4 separate regions of the Mus musculus genome follow, and all the other regions are linked to region 1. The links are chromatin loops, found by intact Hi-C in ENCODE. Cell type or tissue: left cerebral cortex. All regions are shown on one strand.

The links. A loop is a pair of places that touch in the nucleus more often than their neighbours do. Peaks named below come from ENCODE experiments on the same cell type or tissue, not always from the same donor. Only the 100,000 strongest peaks of a DNase experiment are listed, where the experiment ranks them.
Region 2: it touches region 1 in a loop (4-fold over the local background); 6 of 42 quality-filtered maps call a loop at or near these places.
Region 3: a loop joins it to region 1, with 5 times the contacts of the local background. A loop is called at or near these places in 13 of 42 quality-filtered maps.
Region 4: a loop joins it to region 1, with 6 times the contacts of the local background. A loop is called at or near these places in 17 of 42 quality-filtered maps.

The regions. Positions count from the first base shown.
Region 1 is chr13:43,299,820-43,307,819 of GRCm38, forward strand. Gfod1 (glucose-fructose oxidoreductase domain containing 1) reads right to left here and starts at 4,353. Exons shown (of 2, transcript NM_001033399.4): 1 at 3,426-4,353. The coding sequence starts at 3,678. Gm52047 (a long non-coding RNA gene) reads left to right here and starts at 5,665. Exons shown (of 3, transcript XR_003950636.1): 1 at 5,665-5,911; 2 at 6,537-6,643. In left cerebral cortex, CTCF peaks have their summits at 4,468 and 4,667; DNase peaks (open chromatin) are centred at 2,644, 3,127, 3,380, 3,390 and 5 more places; H3K4me3 peaks cover 5,206 bases; H3K27ac peaks cover 4,832 bases.
Region 2 is chr13:43,362,436-43,370,435 of GRCm38, forward strand. Sirt5 (sirtuin 5) reads left to right here and starts at 3,100. Exons shown (of 9, transcript NM_178848.3): 1 at 3,100-3,109. In left cerebral cortex, CTCF peaks have their summits at 3,027 and 4,234 (motif pointing right); a DNase peak (open chromatin) is centred at 3,098; H3K4me3 peaks cover 1,259 bases; H3K27ac peaks cover 1,029 bases.
Region 3 is chr13:43,226,674-43,234,673 of GRCm38, forward strand. The region is part of intron 1 of Gfod1 (glucose-fructose oxidoreductase domain containing 1); the gene reads right to left. Among named protein-coding and RNA genes, the nearest start is that of Gm40929, 59 kb to the left of the region's middle. In left cerebral cortex, no CTCF peak of the experiment used is centred here; DNase peaks (open chromatin) are centred at 746, 2,125, 3,762, 4,639 and 1 more place; H3K27ac peaks cover 6,574 bases.
Region 4 is chr13:43,196,676-43,204,675 of GRCm38, forward strand. Gfod1 (glucose-fructose oxidoreductase domain containing 1) reads right to left here. Exons shown (of 2, transcript NM_001033399.4): 2 at 1-4,569. The coding sequence ends at 3,650. Among named protein-coding and RNA genes, the nearest start is that of Gm40929, 29 kb to the left of the region's middle. In left cerebral cortex, CTCF peaks have their summits at 759 (motif pointing left), 3,282 (motif pointing right), 4,615 (motif pointing right) and 6,695; DNase peaks (open chromatin) are centred at 704, 3,275 and 4,547; H3K27ac peaks cover 4,338 bases.

The sequences.
Region 1 (8,000 bases):
AAGGATGAACCCACTGAGGTGAGCCAGGTCCCAGAAAGGATAACAAAGACAGAAAGATTCAGGAGATGGCATTAATATGGGGGAACCAATTCCAAGGGTGGGATAGAAAGCAACACAGGACACACACGAGAGAGAGAGAGAGAGAGAGAGAGAGAGAGAGAGAGAGAGAGAGCTGTCTCTGACAGAAGGGAAGGAAAGCTTAGGAGGTGGCAGAAGAAAGGGCTGGAGAGGGCTGCTGGTGGACTCTAGCTGTATGGTCCTGGGTAGCTGGAACTCGGCTCTCCAAATCTGGGTACCCTCATCTGGAAAATCAGCCAGATGTCTACCTTGGATACTTGCCTCCACCATGTTAAAATGCTTTATACACAACCAACTACCACACTGGCTGGCCCACAAGAGGTTCTCGGTTATAGGCAGCCCTAAATGGCAAACAAACTGTGCGTGACAGAAATATCTCTACAGCAGAAATGCCACAGAGGCAGTGTAACTGCCCTGAAAAGAATGAACACAGTCTAAAGAAACACCCTTTACTTGGTCTCTCAGACTATTAAAACAATGGACCCCAAGAAAATGGAATCTCCCCCCTCTTCTGCCCCACTCCCACCCCCCAGCCCCCCAGGAATCTCATGCTGGGAGAAGAGAAAGCTTAAAGCTTGGGACAGCCAGAGGAAAGGTTTTATTCCAGGTAAGTGATTTGCAATTTGTCAACCCACCTGGCAGGAGGGTGGAGCCATAACAATGTGGGGCGGCCTGCACCTGAATAGGAACCGCTCAGCCACCCGTCATTCTGAGCCTCTATTTAAACCTCTATTGCAAGGTCTCACTTGAAGACCTTGAAAACCGACTGGGAGGGTCACTGGGTCCCGTTTGTCCCTCTTCTCAAGGTTGAATAAGTCTCCTTTTCTGCTATTAATGTGTCTGTTTAAATGGGCTTATGGTTGAACCTGGCTTGCTGAAGCATACATATAGACTGTCCCAAAGTCTGGTAGCAGTAGGACTCTGAAGGGAGTTTCTGGAAATCAAAGGAAGGTGTGTACAATGCCACCGGCTCAATTTCACTTATCTGGTGCCTTCTCCTTATCAGGTCACAACGTGGACTGAGCCATGGGTCAGGCTTGCTGACAGTGGAGAAAGGAGGACACTTCACCGGGACTCATTAAAGGGATGGCTCTCTTCAGTCCCAGGCAAACGCTCATATGTGCAAACCTCCAGCAGCCAAGGCCAGCCTGATAACTGTTTGGGGTTTTCCACTTCCTGTGTTATGTGTGCAGAACCTCTTAACCGTGACTGAGAAGCCAGTCAGGAGCAGCCTCGAAGGTACAATCGAAAGAAGCCTCCTAAGTCTGCAGTGAAGTCTTAACACCTGTGCAACCATTTTGAAATTCAGTCCAGTGCCTCTGCATTTCCCATAATCACGGACTGCCTTGAATCTCGGGCAAACAAACTCAAAAGGAAAGGAAGAATGCCTACAGCCCACGGTGAAAGGATAAGCCCAGGGCTGTTCCCTTCTCACACTTGGTAAACCTAGCTAACAGAGCCTCCCATGCTTTTGCTCTGAAGAGGAACTAACTTCAGCCCTGTCAGTACAAAACAAGAACTTATATGGATTCTCTTCTCCAGTGCTGAGAGTTGAAACCAGATGCCCGTGCCTACCAGTCAGGTATTCTACCATGGTGCAACACCCCAAGTCCTCACACAGGCAACATCATCACCACTGCCGCCACCACCATCACAGAAGTATCCAGAAAAGTATAACAATGGTCCACATCCCTAAACGCTTCGGCGGCCAAAGTATGAGATAAAGGCTGGAAGTGTGGCTCAATCAGTGAAGTAGTTGCCTAACAGGCAAGAAGCCCTGGGTCTGATCCCCAGAACCAAATAAACTAGGGATGGAATCTCAGCACTCAGGAAGTAGAGTCAGGAGGATCAGAAGTTCAAGGCCGCCCTCAGCTAAGCAGGGAGTTGAAGGACAGCCTAGGATACACGAGACCCCGCCCCAAACAACAATGATAGTAAGTACCAGAGACCATCAGAGCATTCTTGCTCTGTAATTGGTATCCCCCTGTTGTGGGGTTGCTCCAAGGGCCTGTCCTATAGAGATGCCACCGGAGAGGGGAGAAGAATGCTCCAACAAGCTTTCAAATCGGACCAGACCCAAGCCTTTAGCATAGATGGGGCTTAAGAGGAACCCATGGTATAGAAATTGCCCTAATAGGTTTTATACTCTAACTTTTTAATCGCCTACTTGACAAACAAATCCAGTGTAAACAACTAGTATAAACTAGCAGTGAAACAGAAAAGAAACATTGGCTAAAAGTCAATAGAATTCAGTTCAAAACTAAAGAAGCCAGGCTCCAAAAGCCAGAAGCTTAATACATTAAATACAGTAAAGAAAAGACCGGTAGCCCCTACGTTAGAATTTCTCCAACCTAGTTTGTTAGGAGCTTTTTCTCCACTTCAGTAACCCTGGCTTCCAAGGGTAAGTATGAAACGCCTGGGAATAGCCGAGCGTGGTTGGTTTAGGTATGGAAGGGAACTGCTGATGAACAGACTTGCTCAAGACACTCGTTTGAGCCCAGAAAGAAGCCCCAGCCTGCTTGTAAACACAATGTGTCTCTGGAATATTCCCGAGGCAAAATACGGAGGTGCCATCGCACGTTTCCAAAGGAAACTGCAGCGTCTGGCTTCCCCCTCCCACCCCGGCCCCCTCCACACACACAAAGCATCCTTGCCTTTGAAACCACAATTTTCATCTCGGAAGAATACAAGGTATATAATTCTCAACTAGAGTAGACACCCACTCCTGGGAGACTGTGCCCAAAGGTTAAATTACAATCTTTACTAACCTCTGACACATCTGAGAGTGTTCTGATAGACCCGCCCACTCTCACTTGCTTCCTTCCAGAGCAGAAGAGATAATTCCAGCCAGCTGTCAGTTCTCTAATCTCACAGTAAACTCACTTACTGTGGAGGGAAACAAAACGATCCAAACTGGGTGCCACAGCTGCTCACAAACAGGTACACCCAGGAAAAACCCTGCCACCACGTGTGCGGCCCTTTATTCAAGGGTTCCTGGCCACGCGCTCTCCTTTTCCAGACGCACGCGCACCCACACACCAGAGCACTAACTAACGTATACAGCTGGGTACCGAGTTTCCCTCCTGGAACAGCAACCGGTCTTCTGTATCTGACCCATTCGGTTCCTATACCTAGAATCCAAGCCTATTCTAGCCTCCGCACCACACACGTGGGGATGCGCTTCCAGCTGGTATCAGGAGCGAAGCGTGGAGGTGGGGGAGGCCACCGACTGGAAAGGGGAAAGCTGGGACTAACAAGCTTGGGTTTGGGATTCCTGGGATATGTCCAATTGGAGAGAAGCGAAGAGCCGAGCTAAAGAAGAGAGGGCTGGGGGAGGGGTCGCTCACCCAGGGTTTTGACAGCGATCTGCCTAGTGAGCGGCGGCGGCAGGTTGATGCACACCAAGTCCACATCCTGGTGCAGGAGCACCTCGTCGATGCGGCTGGTGTAGAAAGGAACGCTCATCTCCTTGGCCAGCTCCTCGGCTTCTTCCTGCGTGCGGCCCCACAGCGCCTTCACCGCGAAGCCCTCATCTTTCAGCAGCGGGATGATGACTCGGGCTGTGAGGCTGGTGCCGAACACGCCCACCCCGGGAAGCATGGCTGCTCAGGTCCGCCCGGTTCTGCTGCTGCCGGGATCTCCAGTCGAACACCGGCGCACACGCCTCTCCGGCCGGTCCCGCAGTCCCCGGCTCCTCGACCGACCTCGCTGCGCTGCGCTAGCCGCCGAGCCCCGGGCAAGGCGCCCGAGTGCGGTGGCGTGACAGCGCACCGAACCACAGACCCTGCAGGCTCCGGGAGCCTCAGCGCGGTGACTGCTGCAGTGCCCGCCACTCGGGGCTCGTGTCCTTCCCGGAGACAGCGGCAGGGACTCCGCCAGGACGCACGAGGCCCCGAAGCCCCGTGGAGCCCGGGCTCAGGCAGCGCTCCCGCCGCAGCGCCGGCCGGCTCCGTGCGCCCCGCGGAGGCCGCCCCATGGCCGGCTCATCCCGGCAGAATCTCTCTCCCGGATGGCGCTCCCGCTTCACCACCCTCTGTGGGCTGCGGATCTTCTTTTTCCCCAAGTCCTTGGTAACGAATGGAACCCAGAGGCCACCCGGAGGCCGACTAAGGATGAGGCTCGTAGTGTACCAGGCGCCGATCCCGAGCAGCAGCACCGCAGCGGCGGACACCACCCGGCGCCAGGCTCCTCATTCTGCTGCCATATTCGCTCGCTCGCAGCGCGCCTTGGGCGGCCTCGGCCCCGCTCGGGCTCGGGCTCCGGCTCCGGGATCCCGCGGGTACGAGGGCGGAGTTGGCGACTTTGACTGTCAGCGGCCGGGGTTCCTGCACCGCCCTTGCGGTAGCGCCGTGCTCCATTGGCCGCCAAGCGTCGCCCCCGCCCTTGTCTCCGCCGCCCAAGGCACTCGTTGCGCTCAGCGCCCGGCCCCTGGAACCCGCTTTGACTCCTCCCCGGCCCCGCCTGTCTCGCCTGCTGCCCCCGGGTGGCTTCCCTTTCTCTGCGCTCTCCGCCTCCGCGGCCGCCTCCTCCTCGTTGTGCTCCAAGCTCCGCCCAAGCAAGCAAATAAATCTATCAAAGCAGGGCGCGCCCTTAATAGGCTAGGACTGGGTTCCTTGGAAAAGATTGGCGGATGCTAAGACCCCGGGGAGGCCGGAGGACCCCACGAAGTGTGAGCAGCGTGGTTCACAGTCTCCTCTCCCGGATATTTTTCTGTGCTCGCCACTGCTCTAGGAAGCTGTCCAGGCACTTAACCCTGAGGTTATTGGAAACTCGTTTCATTGATGAGAAAGTGAGCTCTGAGGAGGTTAAGGGACTTGCTCAAGGTGACACACATGAACAACAGTGCCAGGATCGGAAGGCAGACACCAGCATCTCGGCGCTGAACCCCTAGAGTTCTGACTCGCAAGTGTGCCAGCTCCAATCCCAAACCAACTCCACTCCTGAGGAGGCTCCACTGGTCACCTACTCCATGCTTGTGCCCATGTGGCATGGGCGACCTCACCCAGACTCCGCAGTGGCTGTGGCACGTGTGTCTAGAGTCTGGTCTTCCTTGTTTACTTCTGGCTGCCTGCCACTCCTGGCCACTGCCCTCTGTCAGCTTCAGTTCCCTGGCACAGCGCTTCTCCTGGCCTTTAATACATCTGCAGTCAGAATGCTGGGGACCATCAGTCCGAGATGCGTGGAAAGCCCTAACTGCGGTGGTGACTGAGTGAGCGTCTGATGGCTCAAGATATCCTCGTCACTTATCACGGGGCCTAAGGAGATAGTAGGCACTTGTCTAAGTACACAAATGGATGGATATTCACCACCTGTCACATTGTGCCCTCTTCGTACTGGGAGGGAGGAGTCAATGCCAAAGGGCAAGTGGACCTGCTCTTCTAGCTCAGTGTTTCTGGAAAGGTGAGGTTACTACTGTCTATTATGTTCATCCCTGGCCTTTAGCACTCAGAGGAAGAGACACGTGTCCTGCTTCAACATAAGCGTGGAAAACATGATACATCCGAGTGTTTAAAGCAACTGTAACAACTGGCACAGAGACGGGGCTCTTGGAGAGAGCTGTACACACACACACACACACACACACACACACACAAAGGCTGATGTGGCAATGGGAGGAGGCAAAGTTGACCTCAGGACGACATTATTAAAAAGGACAAAGTGCTCCGGGATTGGCAACAACCTGAACAGGGTCAGACAAAGAGCAGACAAGATATGCCTGCTGATGGTTAGCTGAGAAGTGCCTAAGGAAAAGGAGGCGTGCAGCCATGGCTGCCAGGGTGCTGCTTTGGAGCAGAGCGAGAGCCACGGTGTGCCGCCCCTGGACAGGTGCAAGGTGGGTGACTCCTGGCTTGCAGAGTCAGAAGCCAGAGCTGACTCTTGGCTCTGCCATTTACACCCTGTGGGACCCGGGACAAATGTCTTCTCTGTGTCCGTCTGTAAAGGGGGACAATAGCTAACACTAGAGAGGACCATGTGATTTGACAGTCGTGACGTCCTGAGAAGGATGCTCCCTAGAAAGGTTCTATGTGATATATATGCCCTCTATTTTGATATTTATTTTTATTACATACATTCTATTTGAAAATAAATGTTAGGCCATGTATATATCCTGAATGAATTCCGTTATGCTCTTTTATGTTGTTTGGGTTTGTTTGTTTGTCGATTTGGGTTTTTCCTTTACTATTGTTTCTATGTATGGGTGTGGGTATATACCACATGAATGCATATACTCTTGGAGGTCAGAAGAGGGCATTGACTGGATCTGCTGAAGCTGGAGCAGGAGCTGCAGGTGGTTGTGAACCATTCTATATGAGCATCAGAGACAGAACTCAAGCTCTCTGAAAGGACAGTGAGCACTCTTACCTGCTGAGCCATCTTTCCAGCCACTGTTTGTTGTTTGTTTGTTTGTTTGTTTTTTGGTTTGGTTTGGTTTATTTGGGTTTTTGTTTTGTTTTCAGATGAGGTCTCATGTAGCTCAGGCTAGAATCCAACACACTATCCAGAGGAGGACGATCTTGATTACATTCTGATCCTCCTGTCTCCACCTCCCAAGCCTATACCACAGGTATGTACATATATACACCTTCTCAGTCCCCTGTAACAATACCATTCCCTGTTATCCACAAAGGAGGGAAGATGGACTTTTATGCATGTCTTTCAAAGAGAGGCTGCCCTTTGAATGCCCCTGCTGGAGCATTTAAGTCCGGGATATCAGTAGCTAGACACTGTCCTTGCTGGTCTGCCTGCTTTCACTCTGTACTCTCTGCTCAGTAGCCAGAGAGAGCAAAGCGATCTTTTGAAAGGTGAGTCATCTCATGTCCTACAACGACAATGGATTTGAGTGACACATATATTCCAAAGTCCTTAGGGAACCTGAACAACCCTACGTAACCTAACTTGACCTCACTCTGATCTTGCATACCTTAGTATTTAACCACTTCCGGCTACAGGCTCTGTATTCCAGCGCGTTGGTCTCTTAGCTCTGCACTGTGCAAGCTGAGTTTGCTCTCATCTCAAGGCTTTTATATTAGCTGCTCTGCCTCACACACATGCACATGCACGCACACATACACAGGCAGACAGACAGACAGACAGACAGACAGACAGACAGAGGCCTGCTGCTCACTTTTCTCTAGCTTGTGCTCAGATGTCCTCCTCCCCTTAGGTCAGACCTTTCTGGCCACCTCCTCTAAAGTGCCCTCCTTGTCACAAAAGTCATCCTTTATCACTGCTTTCCCCCCTATGTCGACTGTTTATCACCCACTTGCCTAATGGACTGCAGACTCACTGAGACTGGAAGGATGCCTCAGGTCTCCTTCACTTCTGAATGTCTGATACCTGTGGCCTTTGGAAGCTTACTAGGGTTGGATAAGTCATCAGAGCAGAGCACCATGATTGAATTCTGGAGGCTTCGTAGAAGGAGCGAATGCCAGAAGAGTCTGTCCCGTTCCAGTGATGCCTCGTACCACTCTAGAACATTGCTAGCAGAGCAGCATCCCCAGACATGGCCCTTACCCTTGGACCAAACCCTGAGCCAAGACAAACCTCTTTTCTTTATGTTTACCCATTATGTGTCATTGTGTTATTAGCAAGAGAAGGCTATGATTGGGGATGCTTAACATTTTTAGGACTTAGCCAGGCATATACACAACAGTGATTTGGGCATTGGAAATGTCGGACTGCCTCTCCCTCAGATGCTAACCTTAGGAGACCTGTTGGTTTGGGACATAAATTGAGACAACCAGGCAGGGGCTGCCAGGGCTCATGTGGGTGTACATGAGGCCTTTGAAGTTGAAGAGGAAAGCTTACAAACACATACAGACTGAAAAGAGAACCAGACTTGGGTTTCAGGTGGCATACTGGAGTTAGAAGCGAGAGTTTTCTAGACTGATGGAGAATATACTTAAGGTGGAAGGGGAGCC
Region 2 (8,000 bases), 63 kb after region 1:
AATGGTTGTGTTTCTGTCAACCAAACATCCACACCGTATTAGTACGGCATCCTCGGCTTCTTTTCTATTTTATTTCTCCAAGACAGAGGGCAAAGGATCGTGCTCAACCCGAGAGGCACTCCTCTGTCAGCAGTTGGCTTGGCAGTGTTCCCTGAGCGCTTCCAAGTGATGGATAATGAGTTACAAATATCTCTCTCTCTCTCTCTCTCTCTCTCTCTCTCTCTAAATTTAATTTAATATTTTTCCATTTGTTTTTTCAAAATAGGGTTTCTCTGTGTAGTGTGTAGCCTCTGGCTGTCCTGGACCTCTGTAAATCAGGCTGGCCTCAAACTCAGAGATCTTCCTGCTTTTGTCTCTGCTGGGATTAAAGGTGTGTGCCACCACTGCCTGGCTATGAATCCAGTTCTTTTAAAGACTCTGGAGGCCCTGGAATAGTGTCTCAGAATCCAAGCACTGCAGAGTTCAATGAGCCAAACACTTTAGTTTTATATCAGCCATTCCCACTTTCTTTTTTCTTTTTCTTTTTAAAAAAGATTTAATTATTTTATGTATATGAGTACACTGTAGCTGTACAGATGGTTGTGAGCCATCATGTGATTGCTGGGAATTGAACTCAGGACCTCTGTTTGCTCCAGGCCCCACTCAGCCCTGCTTGCTTCTGCCCAAAGATCTATTTATTATTATATATAAGTACACTGTAGCTGTCTTCAGATACACCAAAAAAGGGCATCAGATTCTATTACAGATGGTTGTGAGCCATTATGTGGTTGCTGGGATTTGAACTCAGGACCTTCAGAAGAGTAGTCAGTGCTCTTAACTGCTGAGCCATCTCTGTAGCCCCCCAGCCATTTCCATCTTCCTGTATTGTCAAGGGGCAGAGTCAAAAACAATAAGTATACAGTGCCTGGAACTGTGATCCCCCAAACCTCAGAACCACCATGGATTCTCTCTCAGCTGCTCAACATGCCTTCTTTTGTCTTTCCTTAGAAAGGATTGCTTTTCAGGGGTCTGTAATCTTTCCTGCTTGTGAGACTCTTCTCTATTACCCTCCCAGATCCCCAGATGCCTCTTCTGGTGGCATCTTTTACCATGTGCACCTATCATGGTATGGATGACCAAGTCTGAAGTCTGACCTGAGTTAAGTCTGAGCCTGGAAACTTACCACAGCCACTGCCATTTCTTGTCCTCGGACACTTTTTTGGCCACTGATTCCAAAATACCGAGGAAACATTGTAGCTTAGATTTTTTCAAAACCTACTTTTAATCAGGGTTCTCAAATGCTTTGACCCTCCTTCTAGCCCACAGTTCAAAGGTTGGGGAGAGAAAAATAGCAAACAAGACAAGGAGATGTGGACCTGTTTAGAAGTGGTTCTTTGGGGGTGATTCCAATCACTATTGTCAGGACACCAGCAATATAGTTCTGTAGTGTCAGGATACCAAACACAAATCAACAGTGGCAGCAGGATCCAGCAGAAACCACCAGGCCTACACCAAATTGGATCAGCTGGGACACCGGGAAACGTTCTTTGCCGTAACTCCATCAATGAAGCAAAGATCAGCAAAGGCTGGAGACCAATGAAGCATTGCAAAGCTAGCTAAGCAAGCATCTCACCCCATTCTGTTGAGTCCTATTTATACTCTCTTCAAAGCTCTTGGTGTCCTTCCATGGATCTTGCCTCAGCAAGACACCATGTGAGTCTGCATCACATGACACTACCTGAAATTTCCACTTCAGACCATCTCTTGTGTGAGGTGAGGTTGGGAAAAGGTGGCCTTTCCAAGCCTAGAAGAAAGGTTAGAGTGGCCGGAGCATCAGAGCTGGGATGTGGGGGAAGTCTCCTGGACTTTGATGAAATACAGCGTCTCAAACAACAATATGAACTAACCAGTACCCCGGAGCTCTTGTCTCTAGGTGCATATGTATCAAAAGATGGCCTAGTCGGCCATCACTGGAAAGAGAGGCCCATTGGACTTGCGAACTTTATATGCCCCAGTACAGGGGAACGCCAGGGCCAAAAAGGGGGAGTGGGTGGGTAGGGGAGTGGGGGGGGTATGGGGGACTTTTGGGATAGCATTGGAAATGTAAATGAGGAAAATACCTAATTAAAAAAAAAAAGAAAGAAAGAAATGGCAGACCCCGTGGGTGATGGAGGGCTACATATGCAATAAGAAGCTGAATGTCTCTCCCTGTCCTCCACGTATTGATAGTAAAGAATTAACGTGTGTGGCAGTTATTGTCACAAGCATGAAAAGCAACTGAAGAGCTGGAGATGTAGCTCAGTGGTAGCGTGCTTGCATAACACGAGAAAGGTGCAGGGTTCAACATCTCCAACACCAAAAGAAGAGAAGAGGGGGAGGGGGAGGGGGAGGGGAGAGGAGAGGCGAGGAGAGATTTTTTGTTTGTTTGTTTGTTTTGTTTTTTGGTTTCTCTGTGTAGCCCTGGCTGTCCTGGAACTCAACTCACTTTGTAGACCAGGCTGGCCTCAAACTCAGAAATCCGCCTGCCTCTGCCTCCCTAGTCTAGTGCTGGGTTTAAAGGCGTGCGCCACCACGCCCAGCGACATTTGAGTTTTAACCTGGGAAAGATAAATGTGAACTGTTTGCTCCCAAATTCTCGGATTATTTCCCTTTCTGGTTCCCTGGCTCCATCACCAATTGAAGTATTAGAAAAGCCATGCTGATGAGCCTGACCAGAGAAGTCTGTCCCTAAAGCTAGTCGATCTTGCACCAGCAGTAGTGATCATAACCTCTAGGTTGTGTTGGAGCAGTTTGGGCTAGCCCGGAACCGACTCGCCAGGCCACAGATTTTCAGGGGAATCGACTCTGATTTTGCTAAGCTCTGTGCTGAAATTGCATCCCCCAGTGTGCTCAAGGAGGCCACAGAGCAGGCGGTAGGTAGTTCTTGACCTATTTGGGCAGTGGAATGAGCCTTGGAAGGTCACAAAGACACATGCAAGTCGCCTCTCCTTCCACTGACTCGTGGTCCCACCAATAGTATGTCGCGCTCCGGGTCTCCGGCAGGGGCCGCTGCAGCCAGGGCTTGGCACCAGGACGTGGAGCGCCCCGCCCCAGGCCTCTCCTGCTCCACGGTCCCCACCGCTTTTTGCAGGTGCGTGTCTGGCACTGGTGGGGGTCTGGGCTTTGTTTCGGCTCCGCGCGCCCCATCCCGCGCATGCGCGATGGGGTGCCGGTGGGGTCGGCGGCGACGCTGTGGTTGGCTGGATGGGCCAGGCGTAGGAGTGAAACCTAGGGGAGCAGCTGGGCCCGGGAAGGCAGTGACCGGAAGGAAGGGCACTTTGGCTAAGGTGACAGGGACGGGTTGTAGTGGTGGCGGTGGGAGTGCAGAAAGGGTAGGATCACGACACAACCTGAAGGTGGAGCCGGCAGGATGTGGTGATCGTGGCAGCAGAGAAAGGGGGAAAGGTCAAAGCGCAGCCACGAGCCGGGAGGATGGTGCCCCAAAGTTTTTGAGAGGGGGGCAGGGTTGGGGGTAGCGCACTTTTCAACTCTGGGAAGATGGGAGCTCAGGAGCGACAGCTGCAGAGGTGGGCCGAAAACCCTCCGAGGGTGGGGGCTGGAGGGTGGGCACGCACGTGTTGGGAAAGGTGATCAGCTGGGTTCCAGGCTGTACCCTTTAGGTTAGAAGGCAGGTAGCCCTGAGCAGGTATGAGCGGAGAGGGTTGGTGTCAAGGCCTGGGACTCTTGGGGTGCTGATCTCATTTGGGAGCTTTTGGTGTCCAAAAAGTCTTTATGGAAGGCCTGTGAACGTTTCTGCAGGACAGTTGCCATGCACTCTGCCCTGTGCCTACTCCTGCATTTCAGTTGGTAGTGTATATTGCTGGGCTGCAGTGGGGACTTTTGATAAATGCATGGATTATATATAAGAAGAGATAGCTAAGCTGATTAATGTGTCTGTCATCTCGAAATTTTTTAGTAAGAACCTTACGAGTTCACTCGTTTTAAAGTTTTGAAATGTGCATCACTTCATTATCAACTTTGGTTGCTGTGCCCTACAAAAGACCAGTCAAACTTGCCCTTGACAGACATCTCCATGCCCCCATCTTGTTCCCCACACCCAGCCTCTGGTGACCACCATTCTGTTCCTTTCTATGCTCCTCGTGTGAAATCGGTCCACCTGCCCTGCTCTGCTTAGCTTATTTCACTTAGGTTAGCAGGGTCATTTTTTTTTAAAGATTTATTTATTATATGTAAGTACACTGTAGCTGTCTTCAGACACGCCAGAAGAGGGAGTTCTCCTCACGAATGGTTGTGAGCCACCATGTGGTTGCTGAGATTTGAATCCAGGACCTTTGGAAGAGCAGTCGGTGCCCTTAACCGCTGAGCCATCTCCCCAGCCCGAGAACTTGTTCTAATATTGTATTGTGTGTGCACAGGCTACACTTGCCTTAGTCCTCTGTTGATTGCCACCTAGATTGTTTCCATGTGGGTAACACCAAAATTAACATCGAAGTGTAGATACCTCTCTCCTGCCCACATTGACCTTCAATCCCTTCATAACAAGCTCGGAGGGGCTTGCTAGAGTACGTGCTAATTCTGGTTTGAAGTTGTTGAGTGATCTCCATATTGATTACCAAAACCGCTATGCTAACTGACATTCGCAGTATCTCAGTTCCTTTTCATCCACATCCTTGTTAATGTTAGCTTTTGTCTTTTTGATAACTAGCCAATTCCAGCAGATTTGTGCTGATAGTTCATTGTGGCTTCATTCCATGGTCCCAGTGTCTTCCTTTGAGAAATACCCACTCAGGTACCCTGCTCAGTTCTAAAAGTAGGTGGCTTTCTTGCCACTGATAGGCCTTGGTGCTCTGTTAAATATAAGCCATGCCATAAAACACCATCACCAGGTAAGGTTCCATGTGACCACAGTGAATGAGGACAAAAATCCAGACCACTCAGTAATCCTGTCTAAGTCACGAACCCAAAAGCCTGCTGCTTTTCAAGAATCAGATGACCAAAGCAAAACATTCCCACACATAAAACAAATAAACCTAAATAAAAACATCTCACAACTAACACCCTTTAGTTTCTCCATGATTTGTGCTGCCTGGAAGACACTGACAGTCCACATAAGATATTCACTCACATAGATATTGAAACCCTGGCTTCCCTTCATATCTCCCTATATACTATTTCCTACCCACACCTAATTCTTTTACTAATTTCTTGTGGATTCATAATTTTATGCATCCTAATAAGTACCAAATTCTTGTCATCCCTATCTCTCACTAATTAACCTTTCCCCTCCAGCAATGTGTTCTGCTGATCTCTATCCGGTGATATAAAACTCTCATTCTGACTTCTAAAAACTGGTTACATCCTGACAGTGGTGGCAAGCGCTTTTAACCGCAGCAGTAGGGGAGGCAGAGGCAGGCAGATCTTGGTGAGTTCAAGGTCTAGTCAGCCTGGTTGAGTTCCATGACGGACAGGAAGGGCTACATGGAGAGACCCTGTCTCAATTAAATAAATAAATAAATAAATAAATAAATAAATAAATAGTCAAAGTGCAGAGAACACACAGTTTGCCCTTAGTTCCATTTTTATCCCTGTGACTACATACCTTTCCAAAACAACTTTCAGAAGGAGGGGTTTGTTCTGGCTCACAGTTTGAGGGCCAGAGCATCATCACTGGGAAGGCATGACAACAGGATCCGGAGACAGCTGGTCACACCACATCTGCAGTCGGGAAGCAGAGCGGATGAATGCTGGTACCCAGCCAACTTTTCTCCTTTTTCATTTTTAAAGATATATTTATTTTATGTATATGAGTATACAGTCGCTATACTGTTCAGACACACCAGAAAAGGGTCTCGGACCCCATTACAGATGGTTGTGAGCCACCATGTGGTTGCTGGGATTTGAACTCAGGACCTCTGGAAGGACAGTCAGTGCTCTTAACCACTAAGCCATCTCTCCAGCCCGCTTTCTCCTTTTGATTCAGTCCAGGACCCCAGCCCATGTGACCGAGCCGTCTTCCCTCCTCAGAGGCCCCCTCAAAGATGATCTCAGAGGTGTGTTTCCATGGTGATCTAAATGGAGTCAGGATGACAATGAACATAACCGTCCCACAGAACTAACATTTTTGGGGGTGGGGAGGGAGGTGTTCGAGACAGGATTTCTTTGTATAACCTCGGTTGTCTTGGTACTTGCTCTGTAGACAAGGCTGGCCTGGACTTCAGAGATCCAGCTGCCTCTGGCTCCTAAATATTGGGATCAAAGGCATGTGCCACCACTGCCCAGCTAGCCCTAACCATTTTAAAGCCACTGTATAGTCATAGTTGGTGGCTGGGACATTCTTCCCCTGAACTTCATCCTTTAAAGCTAAAAGTTTTTACTTGTTATTTGTAAATAGACCTCAGATATAGTCAAATGAACCCTTTGAGTTTAGAGTTCTGTAAGTTCTGATAGACATGCCATGTAACTGTCACCATGATCAGGACACAGGACACATTCATTGCTCCTGCTTTCCTACGTCTGTACCTCCTCTCCTTCCCTAGTCTTTATTTATTTTGGCATGTCATAGGAATACAACCATGAATTCTGTACAAAAATTGATGTGTATGTGAATATATATATTTGTGTGTGTGTGTACAAATGTATATATGAAGGCCAGAGGCCATTTTTGGTTATCTTCTTGTATTGCTAACTCGTTTAAATTTTTTAAAAAACATGTATGTGTGGGTGAGTGAAGGTCAGGGGACAGAGGATTCAATTCTCTTGTGTTCACACCACAGCACACTGTGAAGGTCAGGAGACAGAGGAGTCACTTCTCTTGTGTTCACACCACAGCACACTGTGAAGGTCAGGGGACAGAGGAGTCACTTCTCTTGTGTTCACACCACAGCACACTGTGAAGGTCAGGGGACAGAGGAGTCACTTCTCTTGTGTTCACACCACAGCACACTGTGAAGGTCAGGGGACAGAGGAGTCACTTCTCTTGTGTTCACACCACAGCACACTGTGAAGGTCAGGGGACAGAGGAGTCACTTCTCTGTGTTCACACCACAGCACACTGTGAAGGTCAGGGGACAGAGGAGTCACTTCTCTTGTGTTCACACCACAGCACACTGTGAAGGTCAGGGGACAGAAGAGTCACTTCTCTGTGGGTGCTGGAGATCATCACCAGGTCACCGGGCTTGGCGACAGGCACCATCTCACTGGTCCTTCACTTTTGGAGGCAGGGTTTCTCACTGAACCTTGGACTTGAGAGTTTGTCTAGGCTGCCTGGCTGGCCATTTCTATCCTTTCTCCACAAGCTCCCTCCCCTCAGTGATGGTGCGCGGTGGCACACACCTTTAATTCCCAGAGCTTGGGAGGCAGAGGCAGGTAGATTGCTCAGAGGTCTGCAGAACAAGTTCCAGGGTAGCCAGGGCTCCACAGAGAAAAACTCTGTTTTGAAAAAAACAAACAAAGAAAGCAAACAAAACACAAAAGATTACCTAGTTGGCTTGTGGGCTCGGCCATGTGTCTTGACTCTGGTCTGGGGTGAGAGCGTCCCTCAGACTCTCAAATGCTACTTGCAGGTGTGCGGCCCCAGTTGAGGAGCCCTACAAGTCCAAGCCGCAGTCCAGTGGATAAATGAAAACAACCAGGCTAAATGTCTATCGGAGTTAAGGGTGTCTTTTTATTTTTATCTTTCTTTCTTTTATCTTGTTTTTGTTGTGGTGGTTTTTTGTTTGTTTTGTTTTGTTGAGACAGGCTCTCTCTGACCTTGAACTCCCTCTCCCCCCTCATCCACCATGTTCAAGGTATTCTTAACAGTACAGTCCCTTGCTCACAGTGACCTATGACCTCACTCCAGGGTTTTTTTTAGCTCTACTGGTGCAATGTTTAGTTCCATGTTCAATAAATCACAAGATAAGGATCCGGAGCGTAGGTCCCGACCGCCCGGGACAATCAAAGCCCTGGACTTCACCCATCTCCAAATGCCTAAAAGATATTTCTCTCCTCGGGGTGGCATACAGGCTTGTAATCTCAGGCTT
Region 3 (8,000 bases), 73 kb before region 1:
ATGCTGAAAACCAAAAGACTCTGTCGAAAGAAATTACTAGTGCATATTGGAATGCACAATAAATAACTAGAATGGTGTCCTGTGCCGATGGGTCAGAAAGCAATGTTACATGGTAGCATTCCCCAAGCTGGTCCATAGATTCACTGCAGTGCCTCCCTGCTAATTGACTTTATGCAGAAATTGATTAAAATGGTTCTAAAATTCATATGAAGATTTTAAAAAAGGCATGGAATAGCAAAAAAAAAAAAAAAAAAAAAAAAAAAAGAAATCTTGACAGAGAATAAAGGAAGAAAACCTGTGTTTTGTTGTTTTATAGCTTACTACAAAAAATGCATGTGCACAGCTGGTGTAGCACATGCACAAAGATGAAGAGAAGACCCACTATGGAGAACTGGGTTTATGAATGTATACGCAAATCCTGGCTTTTGTGTTCCTTTTGTTTTTCATTTTATTTGTTTTGTGTGTATATGAATGTGGGTAAGCACAAGCCATTGTGTGTGTGTGTGTGTGTGTGTGTGTGTGTGTGTGTGTGTGTGTGTGTATGTGTGTGTGTAAAGGCCAGGGAGGGAGAGCCAGTGGGAGTTGGTTCTCTCTTTCTACCATGTTTGGTCTGGGGAGACAACTCAGGACATCAGGCCCATTGGCAGGAGCCTTTACCCACTGAGCCAACTCTACAGTACTCATCTCTGACTTTTTAAATAAGGCTGCCAAGAAAACTCAGAAGAAAAAAAAATAGCATTCTCAATATACAGTGCCAGTAAAACTCAATAGCCATATGCAGAGGAAGGACCCTGGGCCCTTCCTTACGTCATATGCAGAAAGTACTTGGAATTGATCAACAAGCTCTATACTAAAGTTGATGCTTCATACTCTTGGAGAAAACCACAGTAGCAAACACTGAGACCATGGGGGAAAGAAAGCCCTGTTTAGATATGACAGTAAATACAAAGGAACAAATATTGGAAGGAAGAAAGGAAGGAAGGAAGGAAGGAAGGAAGGAAGGAAGGAAGGAAGGAAGGAAGGAGAAGAAAGAGAAGGGAAACTGGACTTCTTCAACGCAGACAGTTTGTACTTTGAAGGACATCGCCAAGAAAACATAAAGCAATGGGAGAAAATATTTGCAAATCATATATCTGAAACAGAAACAAGTGTCCATAATATGTAAATCCATTTACAGTTCAACAATTAATTGAGCAAAGGGCCCAAGTAGACATCTCCAAGAAATGCCTGAAAATAACCAATACATTTGCAAAAAGAGGTTCCCCAACTAGTCATTCGGGGAATGGAAATCTAAAGACAATGAGATATCAACTTACATTGACTATGAGGACCAAAACAACCACCACCAAAACCCAAAACAAATCCCCAAACCAGAAAGCAGCAAGTGTTGGCATGGCAGGACCGGATAGTGGTGTGCTTGCTTTTGAAAACAATCTGGCGTCTCTCCAGAAGTTACCCATCCTGAGACTCTATAACCCACTAATGGCATCCCAGGGTATCTATCCAAAAGAACCTAAAGTTGTTCTCTAACACACATTTTTTTGCACAAGTGTTCACAGCCACAGTATTCCTCAGAACCAGCTTTGAAACAACCCCCATGCCTATCAGCCAGGGAATGTATAAACAAAACAGAGTTTATCTACACACTGGAATGCAGTCGGCCACAGAAAGCAATGAAGTTCTGATGTTCGCTACAGCGCAGATACATTTTGGAAATGTTATGACGTGGACGAAGCCCAACATACTCGCAAACCCACATGTGGTATGATTTCACTTATGTGAATTCAATTCTTCAGAGTCAGCAAACCCATAGAAACAGAAAGAAATTAGGGTTTTCCTAGGCTTTCAGTAGAGGGGATCTGAGAAAGTAATTGATACTTGGTATAGGGTTTTATTTGGGGAGGATGATAAAATATCCATAATTCTAGAATCATGGTGATGGCTGGAAACTGAAACTCATTTGAGGGGACAGAGGGAGAAATCAAAAAGCTACAGAGAAAACATAGCAAAATGTTTGAATTTTTCACACTTTTTAAAGATCTACTTTTATTTTAGGAGTGTTTAGCTTGTATGTATGTCGGTGGACCATGTGTGCAGTGCCCACAGAAGCCAGAACAGGGCATTGGCTACTCTGGAAGTGGAGTTATGAATAGTTGTGAGTGGCCATGTGGATGCTCAGAACTGACCCCTGCTCTTCTGGAAGAGTAGGCAGCTGAGTGGTCCGCCTTCATGCGTGCAATAAGTGTAAAATATACACCAGCTCTTCAAGGGATGGTTTGAATGACACACACATAGATCTCAAATGTTTATATAATTACGGTTCATAAAAAATTGGAGATATACTTGTTTAAAGACAGAGTATTATCAAAAGAAATCCATTTGGCTACCTACTGGGACTCAGGCCCATCTCTCTAGGCCCCATATTTTCATTAAAAAAAATTAAATTTCAGGAGGTGAAACAAAATAGTTGGGAGCCAAAATCTAATTCTAAATGAAATTTGGAATAAATTCCCACAGAGTTAGAAACACTGACTACCATTTAATGCACCGGAGAGGGCTTTGTAAGATACTCTATAAACCAGCCAAGGGGGTCCCCGGGTGGGGAATGTCTTCCGGGTACAACATTTTCTTTTGGGGCTGGAGGATGGGGACCCCAGGCTATGAAGCCCAGACTGACCTCAAAGGTGCCGTCCTGACTCAGTTTTCCAAATGCTGGGGTTACAGGTGTGTGCCACCCCAGCAAGTTAGCCCTGCCTTCTACCCAGGCAGTCACAAAGTCATCAGCTCGGTAAACATGTAAGTTCACCCCCTTCTTGGAATGGAGAGAAATCACAGCCAGACAGCCAGCAAGACAGAGGGACTTGCCCAAGCCTCCCATCTTTCACAGGGGCATCTGTAAGGACCCAGTAAGGCAGTGTAGAAGAAGGCTTTTAAAATTCTTGTGATCAGAGCACTGGCATCTAAAATATGTCGGCCTCAATCTTGCTTCGCTTTCTTGCAGTGACCAAACAAGACCTTTAATTTCCTGAGCCCCAAAGGGTCGCCAAACAGATTTCATTTGATAATACGCCATCTTTAAGCCAGTATATCCCCAATTTTTATGAGCATGTAGCCATAGAAACATTTGAGTTCCACATGTGTTATTCAAACCATCCCTCGCTTACACTTACTGCACTTGAGAGGGTGGACCACTCTAGGGCTCAGTAGCAAGTGGCTCCCAGACAGGACAGCCCAGATGAGGCACAGGCTTGTGCTACGTGACCTTGAAGGGGGAGATAAGGTGATACAGGAAGAAGAACAGCACACCAGAAGCTGTTCACATGTCATCTCTGTGGCAACCAAGATTACCGTTATCTTGCTATCCTAGAAGGTGGGGAAGGAAGAGAGGTGTTGGGGCTTTTGTCCATGCAGGGGTTCCTCCTTCTCTCATTCCTAGTCTCTGAATAACCAGAGTGCAGGGGACAAGGGCAAAGACAAAAGAAGGTAGATAATAGAGCTTCAAGCCCACCATTCCCAGGCTAGCTGCACTTTAAGCCCCAGTCTTCAGAGTACTGAAGGGTCCTGGGGCCAGGAGTTTGGGAGGGCTGGGCAGCCTGCTTCCCATCCTCCAGTCCTCTATCCTCAGCTTCTGGGGCAGCGTTCTCTATCTCCACAGAACAGGCCTCCTGCTCTGCTATTCCCGGCATACTCTGTTCTCCCAACTGTGATATTTTGGGTCTTTTTGGCAGGAGGTGGGGATGGGCAGGGGTGGAAAGAACCCCCGAATGTTCTCGCACAGACATCTGGTGCTTGGATTTTGCTGGCTCCAGGGACCGCACTATAAACCCACTAACACTAATTGCTTTCCTGTCTGCCTCCATTTCTAGTGGAAATAAAATGCCTCTCTAGCTAATGGAAAATGAACCACCCATGCGCTGATTTACCTCCTTATGTAAGGGCTCATGGCATCTGCTCTTCTCCCCTGGCCCCTGTCTTCTCCAAAGCCCTTAAGGCTTCTACATGCACAGAACAGGGCTCTAGAAGAGTACCCTCGTGCCTCCAAGGACTATAGAGCTCCAGTCCTAACCTATGCGGGCGGCAAGGGAAGAGGAGAGGGCAGAGGGAGATGGGAGAGGATCTTTGTTTTAAATTCTCACTCCTAGGAATATTTTTTTCTATCCTTATTTGATGTTGAATACAAAGGCATAACAATGTTTACTGACTGCCCTCTTCCAAGTTCAGCTGCCCTGAAAAGGGGGAAATACCAGAAATAGCTGAAACTGAGGTTGAAGAAAATGTATTGATGTTGGTGACAGAAAAGACCTCGATGACAGATCTGTTGCAGTTGGCTGCCCCGTTTTAGGTCTCACTACAGAACGTGGGGATCAATGATGAGACACCCCTCTCCCTACCACCCTGGCTATCCCCACCCCCATAACCCACTCCCTTCTCCAATAACAAATCTGCTCATTTTCAGCTGCCAAAAAATATGAACTACATTTCCCACTTGCCCTTGCAATAAATAAGAATGAGCATGGGTCTAAGTTCACGTGACAAGGGTAACATGGAAATGTCCTATGGGGCAACACTGCATCTCCCCTTTTCCTGTTATAAATTCCACCAAGGGTAAGGTACTGAGCCACAGAAGGCAGGCCACACACTAGGGAGGCGGGGAAACAAGACAGAATCCTGATCACAGGCACTATGGAGCTGCCTGTCACACTCTTACTGAGGGACTACAACATGCAAGAGATGGGTCTGGATCATGGGCACTGGAATTGTATCCTTGGATTCTGTCTCCTGAAGAGAAAAAAATGACCCTCTTGAAATAGATGACACCCTTTGGCTTCCCCCCTACAGCTAGCATCTAGCTCTTGTCCTCCATTCCTAATGAAGAGTCTTACCCATCCTAACGCCTTAGCTGCTGAGACTGTATCAACCTCATGGCCTCCTTCATTCCCTCAACTCTCTCTACTCCCTCCTACTTCAGGGCTCCCATGAGAGCAGTACTCCTTGACTGGACCCACTCCGGCATTTAGAATAAAGGTTCATGTTAAAACCAAAGCCCTTTTTTGATGTCTCTTTGGGCTGCCTTTGAGGTACCCAGTTAAAATGACCAAGACAACCAGAGCTTATCTTAGCATCCAAACCTTCAGAGCCAAGACTGAGTTCTTCATATGAATGCTACCTCCTGACCATCTCTGAAGTTCTAGCAAACACAGAAGGGAACCGAGATCAAGTGGATGAAGAGGATGAGCTATTATTACAACAGGACTCTGTTGGATGCCTTTGTCTGAGCCACTGGGTTTCATTGGCAGAGAATTGCAAACACAAGCCCTTTGTTTAAGGTAGCTGGTGATGGAATAGGCCGGGGTTGGCTCTAGATCTTCCTGTTCCTCTCTCTCCCCAAGCTCACACAACTGACTTTTGGAGATTGCTCAACCCAGGAGTAGAAGTTCATAGAGTTTCTACTCTTGGGCCAGTTCCCAAAGGATAGGAATGCTTGGCTTGGCTCCCAGAAAAAAATCTCTGAAGCTGCCAAAGGTATGTGAGAACTGGTCCCTTCCCCACTAAACACGGCAGAAGAGAGTGGCCTGCAGCCCTGTCAAGTGGCATTTGTCCCCCACGTGGAAAGCACGGAATGAAATGACAGGTTCTCTCCCCAGCTCCAGAAATAGCTTCCTGATCAGGGCACAACTGCATGCAACCTTGGGCCAGGCTGTGGCGGGCAGAGGTCAATGTCCCTTCCAGCTGAGGGCGGGACCCAGTTCTAATTGTTTTGTTTGAACTAATTAAATTTGCTTCACAACATAACCTGTGCTTTAGCTTGGGTGGGGAGGCCAAAGGCTCCCCTGGTTCACCCCTATAAGTGTCAAGGGTAGATAAGGGAATACATTTGCTCTCAAAAACCGAAGTTAATTTCTAACAGAAAGTGTCTTTTGTTTGTTTTTTTTTCTGTCGAAGCGGTTAGCCTCTAAATATTTGTGTTAGCCTGTAACGACCTGCCCAGGTGGCCTGACAGGGAGAATTGCTCTGGAAAGGAGCGGGGAGAGCCACTCAGTCCCCAAAGGAAAGTAGGCTAGTGGGTCGAGATAAAAATCCAACCAGAAGCAAACAAAAGATCTAATACTCACAGGCCCAGCGAAGCCCTCAGGCCTCCATCCTCAGAGACTTTGTGGCTGACTGCTCTCAGGACTCTTCCCTGGTAAAGGGAACCTCAGGCCACTGTTTGCTTCTAAATTCATTTATCTTGGAACCTTGTTTGTTTTTAAAGAAATGACACATTTGTTTTTTTTTTTTCTACCCTCTCTTTTAATTAAGCAATGCAAGCAAATTTGAAGGAGAAAGTTCATAGTCCCCAGATCCCATCACCTAATCAAGGTCTCAGCATTAGGTTTTTTTAAACTGGAATTCCAGTGCTTCTACCTCCATGACCCCTAGGAAGATGGAAAGATTTACAGGCAGAAGCAGTTTTAAAGGGAAGATAATATTTTTTTCTCTTTAATAAAGTCTGTCATTGGAACCTGGGGAAGTAAGAAGCCAGCAGAAGAATCTGCAGGATTTCTGAAACCGTGCAGAGGTAGACATTCCAACCAGTGGATCCCAGGATAGCTCTGAATGTGTCCCGACACACTTGTCAAAAGGCTGAACAACATGTCATGTCCCCCCAACCCCCACCCCCACCCTCCAAATCCTCCCCAAGACTTAAAAGTCTAAAGCTTTTTTGTGAACTGGCAAAATTCTGAAAGTGGCGGGGTAAAGGTCACAGCCAGCTGAGGTCATCAGACAGGCTGGTAAAGGGAGAAACGAAGCCCCAGGCCCCAGTGATTTGAAAATATTTTCCTTGGCATCTCTAGCAAGATGCCTGAACTTCAGATAAATGTCGCAAGCCATGTCAGAATCTGGATCATAATGGTGCAATGCTCTGCTCTAATGATGTGGGGCTCACCCTCTGCGCTTGAATGGCTTATCTGACTTTTTCAGGGAAGCCTGTCTCTCTAATAGTTGGGAAATCCTTACAACAACAATCACAAAGAAACAGCACCAAGCACTCCCATAGCCTGGCAGGAAAGAAGTAGAGAATGGCTCATGAGACTCCGGGGATGGACCAGGGTAGACTTAGTCAATTTGGATGGGAGAAGAGAAGCTAAAGAGGAAGGAGAAGGAATTCAGGGCAGAGACCCATTCCTAACCTTGGCCCTGAGAACGTAAGCCTTCCCTGCCTTCCCTGACTTATTCTTCCCTACAATGTTCCCATGTCCACTGGCTGTGTCAGCAAAGCAGAGAGTCAAGGACATAGTGGGATGTCTTTCAGCATCACAAGGAACCCTGACCCAACTGCATGGCGAAGCCTGAAGTTCTTTCTAGAAGAATCCATGACACCATGAACAGCCTGGTATATGTAGCCCACATCTTGTTACTGCTTCCCAGAGCAATGACAAACAGGAGGAGGTCCCGGGTCAAGGAGCCAACTCTAACCCTGATAGGATCCACCAGTGGTGGCTGAGCCTGCCTCCTTTCTGTGCTGACCAGTGGACATGTGGTGGTCATTTTCACTCCGATGTAGTCACATGACCATCAGAAAGATTCACTCTTCCAGGACCTCTGGCCTTACGAGAGTATTATCTGAGTCTACAAGAGGAGCCAGGTACCAGTGTGGAAGAAGGGCAGCTCAATACATCCTTCTTACCAACGGGTTTGGGCTAAGCCTCTCTATAGCTGGCACCAGTGAAGCTCTCATTACCTATGAGAGACTTGGGTGAAGCTTCAACTACAGAGGCCATATGGTAATCTCAAGACGCACGCTGTTTACAGCGTGTGTGTGTGTGTGTGTGTGTGTGTGTGTGTGTATGGCTCCTTTGAACAAACATATCATCAGACCCGGATCTGAGAAGCCATTGAGAGTTCTGTCCGCTTTTGAGGACTATGTAGGTATACAAGGATGATCAACATGGCCATGTTTGCTCGGCACTGTTCAGGGGTGAGTGGTCTCAGTGGCATTCATTATGTTCCTGAGAAGT
Region 4 (8,000 bases), 100 kb before region 1:
CCAGAGTCACAGGCTAGTCAGAGTGAAAGTTCACATCCAGCAATAGGACAATAGCCTATGAGTAGAGTGGGCCTTGCGTTCTTCTCAGGGTGAATACCTGGCTCTCTGTCCCCTAGCCTCCAGAGATGCATAATTAGAGATTGCCCTTTTGTTGTTGTCACAAGGTTTTCTGAATACTTTCAAGATTTAATTGAGGTTGGAGGTATGGCTGAGCGGTAGAGAGCTTGCCTGCCATGCACAGAGCTAGGGGTTCTATCCCTAACACATAACACATCTGTAAAATACGGGTCTTCCTGTGACAGCTCAGCGAATACTGTCCGGTGCAGTGCAGGTCTGAGCTCATCAGCTAGGCAGCTTAATGGCCTGGATGAGCCTCCCTTCCCTGTGTGGTAGCCCTGAAGGTACAAGACGTCAGTTACAAACTGCAAATCAGGAAAAATGGGCTCCCCAACCCTGAATCTAAAGAAGTGGGTGGCCATGGCCATTGTGTTCCTCCCTTGGGTGTCTTCTTCCTATGCCCCACAACCAAGTCCAAGACAGCCAATGATGCTTAGACAGTCTCCAGCGCCGAGGGCTGCTGAGTCACTTAAACATCAACATGGGAAAGTCTGCTTAAAAGCAGCTAAGTGACATTTCCATCTGGGAAGGGGGTGAAAAACTACATTTTCTGCAGCTGTAACTGCCAACCTGCTGGCATCCTGCTCAACTGTGGCTGTTGTGGACCCCAGGCCACGCCTCTTATACTGTTGCTCCTTGAGGTGGGAGCACGCCCCCTACAGGGCTCCATGAGGAATGCTTTCCCGGCCAGAACAACAAGTACAGACAGCGATTTGCTCACTCATTGTGTGGCTTTGGGCATGTCACATCTTCATGTATACATAGAGGGAATGAGACAGTACCCAATGCTATCTTTGTAGATGATGATAAGATGTATCTACAAGACTGTGTTCGGTGGGTGAGCCGGGTGGCACTGTACCTTGAGTGCTGACGAGACCTGACCCAGAGATGTGCTGCCAGGAAAACTAAGATGCAACTTTACCACTGAGAATAAGTCTTAGAGGAACTGACAGTGACCACAGAGGAGTCCTAGACTCTTAACTTGGCAGATAAACCCAGGGCATTCCCATACATGTGTGTGTGTATGTATCTATACACACACACACACACATATTATATATATATATACCTGCTTTAAAATCTCTGGGAACCCTGGCTTTTAGTAGAGACCATCAGCAGTACTTATAAAAGGATGGGAGCGAGCAAGGTGAGGGGAAACTGACTGGAAAGGCTCCTAACAGCCTCTGTAGGCTGGGTTATTGCCAGGACTTACTTAGATCCAAGTTGTTCTGCAGAATGTTGTCAAGAGCTTGGGGCTTCAGCCTCACACTGCTCCAGCCAATCAAGAATGTGCACATGGAAAGGCAGGAGCTGAAGGAGCATGAAAGAAGCCCCTAGCCCTGTGTGCCGCCATTTTTGCTTTCAGAGAACTGCCTCTCCATCTGTCCCACTCGATAGAACCTCAGTATCCTTACTGTTCTCTCATGCTTCTTCCAAAGAATACATATTCTTTCCATAGCCCCCAGCCTCAAATGGGAGTTTTTGTATAAACCCTGCATGTGCATCACAGAGCTCCAAGGCCTCTAAAAGGAAAGCTCTCAAATATCCTGGAGAGAGTAGAGAACCCAGAAATGGAATGCCCACGCATATCTACTTAGGTAAATGACTTAGAAAAATGAATTTCATAGAGCCACCCACCATGCCCCCCAATTTCATCCCTAATCACAGCTTTTTTGGGGTAGCTGGGATGGGGGAATTACTGACTCGGGGAGCAATTTAGGAGAGCAGGGATCCCTAAAAACGTCTATGATGTGGCTATGTGAAGAGTGCTGTTCTGATCCAATAACTGCAAACCTGGAACACTATTCATGAGGGGTGGCAGCAAATCAAAGCCTCGGAAGGTTTCAGTTGACTGACTTTACCACGTTGTATGATGGTGGGGGGGGGGCGAGGGGGGCTTCCTTAAAGGACAACACCTGCCTCTTTACACTAGCGAAGGACCATGATTCTGCTGGTGTGTGTGGCCTCCAATATGACTGTCTCTGAATTACCAGGGCCCCAGGGAGGAACGCTGACTGGACTCAGGCCGACTACTTAGAGTCTACATAGCCAGCTTCAAAACTGCCTGGTGAGGGTTGGCAAAGCCAGCCAAGGAAAAGGCAACACTCCCATTTTCAAAATGTATGTGACTTGCTCTTTCTCTCAAGACCAGACTCGAATGTTTTAGTGATACTTGAGGAGAGCAAACATTTACAAAGGCGTGTCTACCTATGTGACAATAGGCGTTGTCTCTGTCTGTCTGTCTGTCTGTCAGTTAGTACTTGGTCATCTCTAGTTTTAAATTGGGGGGGGGGACTAGGCAAACAGGAGGGGAAGAAAAAGATAGCTTTGTTTGTTTTTTCCAACTTGAACCTTCTCTACCTATGTACAGACCTCTCCAGGCTCTGTATCCCTGTTTTAGAAACACTGAGGGCTATGTGCCCTGTTGGCTTTTTGTTTTAATACCTATTCAGAAGTTTCCAGCTGTCAGAATCCTGAGAGCCAAGGCCAAAGGCAAGGAAAAGAGCCTTGAGTCTTCTTAAAGGGAAAGGGACTCTATGGGGTGAAGCCACAGGCTTCTTGTTTAAGTCTACAAAGCTGGCCGTCCTAAATGTCTTTCTTCAGCTTGGCAGTTGGAGCTTACAGCGACTCTGGGGCTGGCCTCATGTTTCCTTCTTTTGGGGCGCTCATATTGCTACACCCAGGGTTGCAGGCGCCCCACCCAGGCAGGCAGCTGCAGTTTTAAGCCCATGCCACATGTAGCGGTTCTCAGCGCTGCCTAGAGAGCCTCTTGGCAGAACTGTTGATCCACAGCCACCCCTGCTGAAGGAGGACTCTGAAGTAGCTCATTGTAGCTTGTTTGCCATCTTGGTCAGCTCAGAGGCACAGCTTGCCGCCTCCATGGCTGCCCGTTACTCTATACTGCACTAACAGCAACGAGCCAGGTAGGTATCTAATGCTTCCTAGAAGACAGCAACCAAGGGAGTGGTGCACTTTTCCTGCAGGTTCCTAAAGCAAAACACACAGTGGCTTCCCGGAATTACAACTTTCTCAAAGGCTCGCCCTTCCCACCCCCACCCTCACCTCCCTCCACCAAAAACCAAACCAAAAACCCTATGTAGGCATTTGATGAAATGCCCTCTCCTGCCAGTGGGGGGCGCTGACAGAGAGCCTAGCTCTGGCTGAGCTCCTCATTTGATACACAGCCTTGGCTTGCAAAGAAGGCCAAGGTCTGTGGATGGATGAGGTAGGGCAAGGGGCAGCCCCTCCTTGCTTCTCACAGTAATGGACTGCAAAGGTGCTAGTTAAACATACTTCCTCTCATCAGATACCCAATTAAGATGGCACGCCTTTCTGAATATGACATCGGCCCACCACCATCACCTGTGACTTGGGCCCTCTACTTAGGACGGGGACCACCCTACATGCTGTGCATTCATGCTGCCCCTTCCATAATCCCCACCCACGGCCACCCACGGCCACCCACTCCACAGTGCATTTCCTCCTAACTGGCCCCACGCAGCAAACAGGTCAAGTCCACCAGGTCCCAGTGCTAACAGTAAAGGGACATCCTGCTTCTGCGCATGGCCTCACTGATCAGGTAGGCAGGGCTCAGCTCTGGCTCCTCGGTCATGATGGCGATGTTCTGCCACTCTCCAGTCTGGCTGGACCTCTTGATGGTGTCTACCACGCAAAGAGCGTACAGGCAGTCGTCGAAGGTGGCAGCCATGGTAAGAGGCCGGCCGTCCCACGTGCGCCGGTCATCTTGATCCTGGAAGGCCTGGCGCACTGCCTGCATCATCTTCATGGTGCCCCGCAGGTAGGGCGAGGGGATGTCGCTGAATGCCTTCTCAGGCAGCAGGGAGTTGCTCACGGATGTAGTGTCCTGAAGCAGCAGCTCCTGCTCTGGGGCGCTATTGCGCTGTCCATAGAGGTCGGTGCCCACCGCCAGGAGCCGCCCAGCGGAACCCACCACGGTCACGTCCTGCTTGAACTCTCCAGGCACATTGAAGTTCAGGGTAACGGTGCAGCACACTCCACCCTCCAGCACCATCTGGAAGGTGCAGAAGTCATCACTGGTGATCTGACGGATGCCCTTGATGTGGTCCGTCTGCTTGACAAAGGTCTTGAGCAGCCCGTGGACCTTGACAGCCTTCTGGCCCGTGAGGAAGGTGAGCAGGTCAATGATGTAGGTGCCCACGGAGTGCAGGCCGCCACCACCCATCAGGTCGTCGCAGCTCCAGTTGTATTTCTTGCCCAGCAGACTACCGCTGTGCACCTGCACCTCGCACACCAGCAGCTCGCCCACGTAGCCCTCCTCAATCAGCTGCTTCATGCGTACGAAGGCTGGGAGGAAGCGCAGCACGTTGCCCATGATGCTCATGAGCTTCGGGTAGTAGTGGGCCGCTGACATCATGCGGAAGGCGTCCAGCGGCGTGGCGGTACGGTCACAGATGACATTCTTGCCTATTCCTGGAGAGAACAAGAACAGCAGATCAGTGGCCCTGTCTGGAGGGAGCCGCCGCTAGGGGGCGCTGCGGCCACCGAGGGAGTACCCGCTAGAGGAGCCCTCTCAATTCTCCAATTGGACAAGCTAGCCAAACAAATGTGACTGTTGCAAACTGCAGAAAGAAACACAACAGATACCCACATATATGCACACACCTAGTTGTAGCCCTTAGTGACAGCCTTAAGCATACAGAATGCCTGAATTTTCTTGCCAGTTCTGAAAGTTTGGCTGTCCCCGTCTCAGGACGGCACCGGCCTTTGTAACTCCTAGAACCCAAGTGAGGATGGAGGCTCTGGCGGAGGGATGAAGTAATGACGGTTTGTACCACTAGATGCCATGTACCCGTATCACACAGTGCTCTGACAACAGGTCCATGCTTGCCAAGGACAGATGCTCGTGCAAACAGATAATCCATACAAGGTTGAGTGACCAATACAGGCAGCATCTGCATTACACCTGTGGACTATGGGCTCTGGCTACACTCTATGCTATACCCTACCTCAGAAGCCCCCAAACAAACCATCTAACGGACATCTCTTCCGTTGTACTCTACTGGCCATGTGAATGAGGCTTTTCGATTTTTTTTTTAATTGTGAAAACTATGAAAGAAAGCCAATCCACTTCAGCACATACAGCCCAAATGAGCAGTGAAAGGGTGAGCTTTGTTAGCTCAGCAGACGAAAAGACTCTGGTGAATGCGCTGGGAAATGGAGGGTGAATAGGTACAGACTACTACCCCCATGCTGAAATCTGTGGATAGTGCCTTGTGGATACAATGTCTCTTCCTTTGGGGTTCTGATGCTTGCTGTGGTCTCAGAGCCTTGGGTTCTCATTCCTCAAGGATAAGAACTAAACGTTGTGAGTCTTAGGCCCACAGCCAGAGTCTCCTGCACATATGGATACCCAGTCCCAATCCCCTGCTTACAGCCTGTGATGCTTTGCAGATGGACTTGGGTAGCAGCCCTTGTATACTCTATCCTTGAATACCATAAGCAACCTCTAGAAATCAAAGAAAAAGGAATGTCCAACACACACAGTTCCTGCCCCAAGGGTGCTTTGTACATATTATTTAACATAAAAACCCTGGGAACTGTGTAGATGGCCAAGAATGGGCAAGAAAGAGTGTAATCTTCAAAGAGAAGAGTGAGCACTCCGGACACAGAAGCAGGCGAATCTCTGAGTTCGAGGCCACGCTCGCCTGCAGGGTGGGTTTCAGGACACCCAAGGCTACACAGAGAAATCCTGTCTGAAAACGAAACCAAACTAACAGTGAGTCATGACGGGAGATGGCACCCACAAAGACCATTCAACGACAAAAGCAAGATGACTGGGATGCAGTGGTACATGAACAGGCTATGACTTCATCTCTCCTTAAAGAGACAGAAACGAGCTGGAAGGGAAACTTCACGACTCTTAACTCTGGTTGGCCTCTCCTCCTCTTTCATAGTGCTAGGACCTGATGATCTTTTTTTTGTTTTTGTTTTTGTTTTTTCGAGACAGGGTTTCTCTGTATAGCCCTGGCTGTTTTGGAACTCACTTTGTAGACCAGGCTGGCCTCGAACTCAGAAATCCGCCTGCCTCCCAAGTTCTGGGATTAAAGGTGTGTGCCACCACCGTCTGGCTAGAGTCAGAAAATCTTAATGGGTCCTTTCTCACTGACATAAAGTACCCCCCAAAGACTTGTGTATGTGCCTTCTCCCTAGGGAAAAAATGGGAGAGCCTTCGCTGCTATTCCAGATCCTGGTGGTAAGTCTACCAGGTGAGGTGTGGTATAGCATCCTCATGGGAAATGTATCTTTCCTCAAAGGCAGAGGACCCCAAGCTTTGGGACTGCCGACAGTCTTCCAGAACATTTCCACTGCAGCAAACTCCGCAAAGGCCCTTGGAGCAACAACACATGGCTTCCCTCTTTCCACGTGGACACAGTAAAGGGCAAAGCAGATGAAAGGCAAACGAAGTGGCTGAGAGAAAGCATTTGTGTTTTTGCCAGTCCCAAACATTTCTTGAGCTCCAAGAGAGTGCTCCATCAGAGTTCTCCACTGTTAACAGCAATAGGAGCGGGCAGGCATTCTGCGAGTCCACGGCAGCTGTGACAGATACCAGCCACCAGGAGCCATCATGCTACAGCTCCAAATTCAGCAGACTCACTGAGGGACCTGTCCCCGTGCCCAGAAATGAATGTCTTGGGACATGGCCACATCTGTCCATGCAGTCCTGTGTGACCAAGATTGGATGGTAGAGAACACATTGAACTGTGCCGGGCTCCTTAACTGTCTTCTGCATGGACCGAGACCTTAAGCCAGACATGAGACCTCTGTAGCTAGATTAACTTTACTTTTAGGACCAAGACATTAACAAATAACGTGAGTGCTCCCTGGTTTTTAAGGAGAAAGATGGAACCTCCCCATCTATGCGTGGAGCTGAGGCTGGGAGACTGAGAGGCGGGCATGGAGCCTAATGGAAGATAAACATACTCTCAGCTGTGGGGGGAGGGCCTTCCTTCTTCCTCACAAGCAGCTTGATGCCCTCCTGAGGTCTCTCATGGGAAGTGGAAATGAGGTTTCTTCCATCCCACTGCGTGTGTTTTCTGTCACTGGGCTCAATGCCCATGGCCTTCACAAGGAATTAATGCTACAGGGGGAAGATTTTTCCAACCATGAGATACGAAAGCCCTTTTGTAAGCAGCTAGTTTCCACATTTCCTCCAAGCTCAGGGTCTCTCAAGTTGTGACTAAGTCCCAGTCAAGGTTTTGGCCTCCCAGAGACCAGAACTGTGGGACTGATTCTCCACGCAAATATTGCTTCTGCATCTTGGGAACCTAGGTGATAAGTTTCCCATGGACATACTAAGGAAAGATAATCACTCTCCGCTCTCCCAGGGAGCAGGCAGAAGGTGCGGCCACCCAGTAGCCAGGGCCATCCCAGGCAGAATCAGCCAGGATCTTCAAAGCATCCTTCCCTGCCGGCATTTTTCCAACTCTATACTCCTTATCTAATCAGGGTGGAATCTTCGAGACCGATGCCGGGTTCCCACACCTCCTCCTGACCACCCTATTTGTGCTGACAGCCCCTTATCCTCTGGAAGCTCCTGGGCAGCTGTGCCAGCAGACTGGCAAAACTCCCAAAAGGCCTTCTTCCATCAGATCCATCAGATAGGGTCCCCCTTGTCTGAGGATAAAAGAGAAACCCTTTCTGCAGCTAACTCCTCACCCTAACCTACACCCTGACCCTTGATCTTGTCCGCAGGTAACTCCTTAATAGTCTAACCCTCCAATGCTCCCAGACTCTGGGACTGACAAGATGCATAGGGGCCCCCAATCCAATTAGCAGAGGAAAAGAGCCAGGCTATGAGTGCTTGCTTACAGGATGCAGAGGTACAAACAATGCAATACAGC